Regions from separate parts of the Homo sapiens genome. Here all the other regions are linked to region 2. Evidence: chromatin loops called from intact Hi-C (ENCODE). Cell type or tissue: Caco-2. All regions are shown on one strand.

The links. Peaks named below come from ENCODE experiments on the same cell type or tissue, not always from the same donor. Only the 100,000 strongest peaks of a DNase experiment are listed, where the experiment ranks them.
Region 1: a loop joins it to region 2, with 9 times the contacts of the local background. A loop is called at or near these places in 11 of 110 quality-filtered maps.
Region 3: a loop joins it to region 2, with 10 times the contacts of the local background. A loop is called at or near these places in 41 of 110 quality-filtered maps.

The regions. Positions count from the first base shown.
Region 1 is chr10:7,818,126-7,820,625 of GRCh38, forward strand. TAF3 (TATA-box binding protein associated factor 3) reads left to right here and starts at 380. Exons shown (of 7, transcript NM_031923.4): 1 at 380-750. The coding sequence starts at 585. LOC105376392 (a long non-coding RNA gene) reads right to left here and starts at 238. Exons shown (of 3, transcript XR_001747356.1): 1 at 127-238. RefSeq lists enhancers at 56-574, 387-446, 575-1,092. In Caco-2, a CTCF peak has its summit at 1,059; DNase peaks (open chromatin) are centred at 306, 727 and 1,166; H3K4me3 peaks cover 2,039 bases.
Region 2 is chr10:7,524,654-7,527,153 of GRCh38, forward strand. No RefSeq gene overlaps it. Among named protein-coding and RNA genes, the nearest start is that of LINC02642, 53 kb to the left of the region's middle. In Caco-2, a CTCF peak has its summit at 940 (motif pointing right); a DNase peak (open chromatin) is centred at 968.
Region 3 is chr10:7,621,646-7,624,145 of GRCh38, forward strand. The region is part of intron 5 of ITIH5 (inter-alpha-trypsin inhibitor heavy chain 5); the gene reads right to left. Among named protein-coding and RNA genes, the nearest start is that of ITIH5, 44 kb to the right of the region's middle. In Caco-2, no CTCF peak of the experiment used is centred here; a DNase peak (open chromatin) is centred at 1,508.

The DNA of each region.
Region 1 (2,500 bases), 290 kb after region 2:
TTTTTAGCTGAGGCAACACCAGCGCAGGTCTGCGTTTGGCGAGCTCCGTAAGTTCCCACGCCCCAAACTTCTCTCTAGCACATAACTCTCTAATATGACTAACGTTATTAGTGCTAACTCTCTAACCTGTCAATGTCGTATCCCAGATCCCTCGTTTGCCTCTAAAACACTGGCGTTTTCGTCACCGCTGTCCCCCAGGTGAGCGCCCCAGCACCTGCCGCCCTGGGCGCCTCCTCCACCTGCGCGCCCCACGCCCGCTTCCGGCCGGCTTCCAGGCCTCAGAGGCGATCCCGAGGAATCGTTCCGCTCCCAAGGGGCGGAGCTTTCTCATCGCCGCGCTCGGCATTCGGCTTATGCTGCCTCGCCCCGGCGGCCGTCCAGCGGGAGGCGGAGCGAGTCCAAAATGGCGGCTCTCAGGCTGGCGCGCTCCGTGCTGCTGGGGCTTTGAGGTGGTCGCCGGGGGTCCGGGGGACCCTTTCCCCGCCGCGGAAGCCCTAGAGGATGAATCGGGGACCCTGCTAAGGTCTGGCGGCGGGGCTGGAGAGCAGTGGCAGCAAGGGCTGCGGTGGCGTCCACGCAGCGGGATGTGCGAGAGTTACTCCAGGTCGTTGTTGAGGGTCTCGGTGGCGCAGATCTGCCAGGCGCTGGGCTGGGACTCGGTGCAGCTCAGCGCCTGCCACCTCCTCACGGACGTGCTGCAGCGCTATCTGCAGCAGCTGGGCCGGGGCTGCCATCGGTACTCTGAGCTCTGTGAGTACCGGGCTGGGTGCGGGAGGGCTGCCCCGGCAAGTCAAGGGTGACACCTTCGCTCTCCCTGTCCCTCCGCGTCCCCGGGGTGTGCATCCCGCACCCCGCCTCGAGATCTGCTGTTTCCTCGGCCTCCCACGTCCCTGGGCTTCCACTGCCGCTCCAAACTCTAGTCATCCTTCGGGTGCCTCTTCCTTATCCGCTAACTTCCCGCCACCAGCCCGGGAGTCGGGTCTTCGCTCCCAGCTCCACACCCTCCTACCGCTCCTCCGCTCTGAATTGTGTCTGGATCTCTCTCATTGTCTCCTGTTTGCTGCGGGTAGATCCACCCCCAGCGTGCCCTACACCCTCTTTTACCTCGGTCCTTTTTCTCCCTTGCCCGCAAACTACTACAACTAGTTGTCACAGGCGCTCCGTCTACCGGCCGTTTCTTACAAGACTGGCCATTCCTGGGCTCCTAACTACATAGACTCGTTGACAGCTCTGCTCCGTTAGGGACACTGCCTCGTCTTTCTGTATCTGTTCGTTTCGTGAACGACATCTCCATTTACTGTTTTTCCAAGGCTGACTTTGTCAGTTTCGCTGATTAGATGTACTTTCACTTACGTCTCGGTTACCAGTGAGATGTCAGTGGCTATCGAAGTAGGATAGAGGGACCGTGGGCAGTTGACAAGATTCTCCAGGTAATCTGGGCTACAGTACTTATGAGTTTTAAATGAATGTCTGGTAATATCTATAGCTAGTGGTATTTAATAATTTAATGGAAGGAATGGAATATTTTAATAGAAGCTCCACATTATCTTGTTGATGTGAAGCATTGTATGTGTGTTTGTTGAGGAGAGGAAACTACCACTCATTTTAGTTTCAAGTCATGATGTTTAAGGTGGTGAGCTGGAGAACTGAATGAAGTGTTTCATAGGATATTTTGTTTTGTTAAAGTGGTTCCTATACTGGAAAATTGAGACTCACAGACACACGCTGTATTTCTTAGGCCCCAAGTTTCGTTCCCGCTTCCACAGGGCTGCCAAAATAATCTGTCCATAGCACAGATCTGATCCTGTCATTATTCTTAAAAACATTTTAACTATACTTCGTTGGTTACAGGCTAAAAATCGAAACTCTTAGCAGTACACAGTTCCCTTTGTGAGCTAGCATTTTGCTTACCTTTTGCCAGCCTGCCATGCTAATCTGCGACCACGCTGAGCTACCTGCCTTTTCCAAAATGTTTTAAGCTGTCCATTCCTACATGCGTGCTGTTTCTTACCTAGAGTGTCCTTTGCCCGTGGCCCACCAATAGTATTACTTTTATTTTCAGATGCACTTATCACTTGCTCTAGGGAACTCATGTTATCTGCTTTCATAATTCTGTGCATATTTCTTTTATATTATTTGTCATCTTGTTTTGTAATCACCTGTGTATGTCTCTTTCCCCTCTCCAGGAGAAAAATTGATTATATTTGTATTCTGTAACCTGTAGGGCCATTATATAATAGGCACCTGAGAAATATTTGTTGAATAAATGAATGAACTGATAAACCACTACCCTAAAAGCCACTTATTGACTTTACATATTGAGTTCCAAAAATGTATATGTTTTGAATGCTTGATTTCACTGATACTTCTATTACTCTTCTTCTTTTGAGACAGGGTCTCACTCTGTCGCCGAGCGTGGAGTGCAGTGGTGCGATCTTAGCTCTCTATAGCCTCGAACTTCAGGGCTCAAGTGATCCTCCCGCCTCAGCCTTCCAAGTAG
Region 2 (2,500 bases):
AAAAATTAGCCAGGTGCGGTGGTGCACACCCGTAGTCCCAGCTACTTGGGAAGCTGAGACATGAGAATCTCTTGAACCCAGGAGGTGGAGTTTGCAGTGAGCCAAGATTGTGCTACTGCACTCCAGCCTGGGTGACAGAGTGAGACTCTGTCTCAAAATAATAATAATAATAATAGTACATTAACATGACCCAACTTTCAAAATTAGATAAGAAGGTGTGAAATGAAATGTCTTCCCCACTGGTAGCCATCGTTATTAGATTTTGAACAAAACAGTAGGCTCAACTCACCCTGTCTATCCCATCCAGGTTACAAAATTGTTCCATTTTTCCCAACTCCTACAATGCATTTTCATGATTGGGAACGAATCTGGTCTCTTCCTTTACTCATATGTAATAATTCATGCCATTTACGGAATAGTGGAGTCAAATCAAGTGAATTCGCAGTGGGCAGGTGGGTGTCTGTCCCAGGCTGACCTGCTTGCTTTCACAGCACCTTCAGTGCAACCCTACAGTTGCTGATCCCGAGTGCACCTGCGTTCCTGCTGGTCCGGGAGCTGATCAGGTGGATTCACTAATTTGGGCTTACGTCTGAAGTACACGCACCTTCTGCGATCTCCGTTCTCCCTTATTCCCAGCAGGAATTGCTGAGAAAATGAGGAGTGGCTGCTTTGTAATTTTCTGACAAATGAATGAAGTTTAAACATCTGCTGGAGATGTATCATGTGATCTTCATGAGTGACAGCTGTCTTTTATAGAGAGGGGAGGGAAATATAGATGACGCAATAGAAAGTAGCTCTACAAATAAGCGAAATGGGAAATCTGCTGACGGTGAAAATATACATTCATCAGTGTTATCTCACAGCATGAGATAATCCATCAGCCCTTCTTTCTGTTGGCTTTTTCTTTTTCCTTGTGTTGAGGGGGACTATGACAATAACCCAGTAGATGGCGCTCATTGTCCGTTTATCTGCCATTGTGTGGCTCTGTCACTAGGTTGAGCTCAATTTTAAGATTTGAGAGCTAGAGGGCAAGATTTCCTTAGAAATGACACCGATTTAAGGGAAAAAATTAAAAATTTAAAAAAAAAAACGCTTTTAAAAATCTCTTTGAGAAGACTATGTCTATGAAGGTCCCAAACTTCAAGTTGCAAATCTCAGCTTGTAGCAAGGAAATCAGAGATGTGAGGGAGCTTTGCCACCAAACGTGGCCGTGACTTTCTGAAGGTGAGCACTAGGAACCACGGGGAGAGTGACTCGTGGAAAACCCTCCGCAATTCTCATCGAACTCTGCTGTTCCCCGGAAAATGCGTCTCAGGTCTGCGGGCTTTATTTGTGGTCTATTGCTCTCCATGAAATGAGGATTCCGGTTGTTGGGCATTTCAGGTGGAAGCACAGAAGAGACGCCGCTCCTGTGCGTCTGGGAAGATCCCGTCTGTCATCTGGAAGTCATAAAAGCCACTTTCGGAAACACAGATGTCACTTTTGGGGAACGGTCGTCATGTTTCAAGGCCCTTCCTTGGGTTTGAACTGGGAGGGCCAGAGTCGGCCCAGGGAATGGTGATTGGCACATGGAGGTGTCCTGGCAGCGGTGGCCGCCAAGGGGCGGTCGGCCCTCCTGTCCCCGCCACCCTCAGCCCCGCTGCTGGGCCCTTCCAGGCCTTTCTCCCAGCTCCCTGCGTCGCCTCAACCTCCTGCTCTCACCCGCTTTGTGACTCCAACCAGAACAGCCCGTCACTTCATTTCTTAAGAGTCTTCCTTTTGTGCCTTTCACATTTTCCTCTAAAATTTAAACTAACGATTTGTGTGTGGGGTGTATACATTGTGTGTGGGTGTATATATTATGTGGGGGAGTATATATTGTGTGGGGTGTATATATTGTGGGGAGTGTGTATATTGTGTGGGGTGTATACATTGTGGGGGGTGTATATATTTTGGGGGATGTATATATTGTGTGGCGGATGTGTATATTGTGGGAGGATGTATATATTGTGGAAGGATGTATATATTGTGTGGGGGATGTATATAGTGTGGGATATTGTGTAGAGGGAGATTATATATCGTATGTGATGTATATATTGTTTAGGGTGTATATATTGTGAGGGATGTATATATTGTGGAGGGTGTGTATATTGTGTGGGGGAGTGTATATATTTTGGGAGGATGTATATATTGTGTGGAGGGGGATGTATACATTGTGTGGGATGTATATAATGTGGAGGGTGTATATGTTATGGAAGAGTGTATATATTGTGTGGAGGAGTGTATATATTGTGGGAGGATGTATATATTGTGTGGAAGGGGATGTATATATTGTGGGGGTTGTTTATGTTGTGGGGGATGTATAGGGAACAGTTACCTCAGATTCGCAGAGAATGGAGCCTGTCCCCATGTGCTGTGACTTGCCAGAGTCCCCAGTGCCTGTGACCACCTCTGACCCTGGAAGTGAGGGTCAGAGGAGGTCACAGAGGCCAAGGAAGGGTGCTCCCTCGTGCTGTCACCA
Region 3 (2,500 bases), 97 kb after region 2:
AATTCCAGAGGAGCATCTCTAGAAAATAGAATCATCTTTTTATTAAGGGGGAAAAAAATCTGTTAAGTAGGTTCATATGGGCTGTTCCACCGTTACTGACCAAAATCCCAGAGCAGAAGAACATGACTCCGTTTTTCCTTGCTGTGAATGGGGGCTCACCCTGCTTACCGCCACAGATATTTCCTAAGCACAAAAATGAGTGTCACCCGCAGGGTCATCAGAGTCACAGGTTAATGAAGACCGCAAGGAAAGACATTGGTGCAGAACAAAAAAGAGGAAGAATCTGACCCACTTGTCTAATGAGAACCCATGTCTCTTTCCTCCTTCGTGTTCTCTCCTTCTTGCCCACTTCTATGGTGAGCTGGAGCAGCTGCTCCGATTTGAGGGAGGCCAAGTCTTCTAATCCCATCTTCCTGTCTTCATGCAGGCATTGGTGATCCCATGCAAGACAACCCCAGGGACACACAACTGCCTCTCCTGCCCTCGGGAAAATTCATTCATGCTCTTCCTCCACTCACTGACTCTTCCCTGCCTCTCAGGCCACCAGGACTCCCAGGGGGCTCTCTTCTTTTCTAAAGCCCAGTATTTTAGAGCAAGAAGTTTTGTGTTATCTTTGCAAACTACAGAATACCAAAGAGAGTGGGTTCTAGAGTGTGACTGAATCAAAACGACTGACTTAATATTCCTGAGCTTCAGTCCCACATCTGTTACATGGAAACAATTCCACAGTCACAGAATCATTGTTGAGATGTAGTGAGATCTCATATGTAAGGTACCCCGTGTGGTGCCTGGCAGACAGTAGGTGCTCAATACATACTAGCTCCATCCTCTTCCCCTTCAGAAGTAGTTTTTTGTACTTTGTCCATTATGAAAGGCAACTTATAAAGAAAAAAATGCTCTTGGATAACATACAGTTCACATTTTGTCATAACAGTTTTCTCTATACCACTGAAAGCTTGAAAAAAACAATATTTTAAAAGGACAGACACATAATAAACATTCATAACAGGAAATTCAATATATATACACATTATACATATGTCAATATGCTTATATAAAGAATAATCTTTAAAAAAAGAATAATCTTTACAAAATATAATGAAGTCAGTAGCTGTCTGAAAGTCCCTTAAAATTATACACAGAATTTTGCACGTAAGCGTAAATGTACATTTTTTTCTGAAGAAAGGATGCATTGATTTTGCCACATTCTCCAAGGACTCTAAAGAAAGTTAAGAACCATGTTTATAAGTGCCATTAAATATTCCTATGTCTGATCCTATTAGGTAATGACAAAGTACTTTATAGCTTGTGCATCAGAGTTGAAGAGAACAAAACATATGTCCTTAGTGATGTCCTGATACATGGAGGTTGGTCGCAAACATACAATCTTTTCCTAGACAATTATCACATGGGGAAAGATGGCAGCCAACTGCTATGTAAAATGCCAAAGGTGAAAAGATTGAGAAGAGCCCCATGCTCACAGCCACGGGCTGGAAGCGCCACCCTCTGGGTTGATAGGGAGAGGGATTTCCTGGCCTCTGTTTCCTGAGGGTCTGGGTTTTGGCTGCTGTCGGAGAAAAGCAGCCAACACCTGGTGCATTGACAAAAGGATTTCCCAACACACGCTGCCTGCTCATTTCCTCTTTAGAAAGAAGCTTAAATTGTCTATGTTTGTTTATGAACCCTGCTTACCTGGGATCCAACGAGGCAATTTCTTAAATATATGGAGGTCAAAAATACTGTGAATAATTGGAGCACTACCCTCTGAGGGTGGCAATAAAGATAAAACTCAAGCAAATCAGCAGAGGATTGAAAGAAAAACTGGTAACACAGAGGCAATGACGATGAGAAGGAATTTGGTTAAATACCTTCATAAGGCCGGGCGTGGTGGCTCACGCCTGTAATCCCAGCACTTTGGGAGGCCAAGGCAGGCGGATCACAAGGTCAGGAGATCGAGACCATCCTGGATAACACGGTGAAACCCCGTCTCTACTAAAAATACAAAAAAATAGCCAGGCGTGGTGGCAGGCGCCTGTAGTCCCAGCTACTCAGGAGGGTGAGGCAGGAGAATGGCGTGAACCCAGGAGGTGGAGCTCACAGTGAGCCGAGATTGCACCACTGCACTCCAGCCTGGGCGACAGAGTAAGACTCCATCTCAAAAAAAAAAAAAAAAAAAAAATACCTTCATAAGTCTCTTACTATCCACAGTTTTCCTTTGGGAAAGGATTTTTCTTCCCCCTACGTGAATGTTTGGTATTTTAAATCCTTTTGGAAAACAGCATCATATAGATATGATAGCAACACATAGCACAGAATACTAATTCAAATTTATAGCTGAAGGGATTCAAACTCAACTGTAGTATTTTATAGTTAAGTAGATGTTTGCCCAGGTTTCTTAGCAAATCAGCTTTCTTCACTGCTTATTCAATGCTCTTCCTTCCTAAAATAATAGATTCCCAACTCTCAGTTTTCCATATTTGAAAAAATTTCCCAAGAGAGA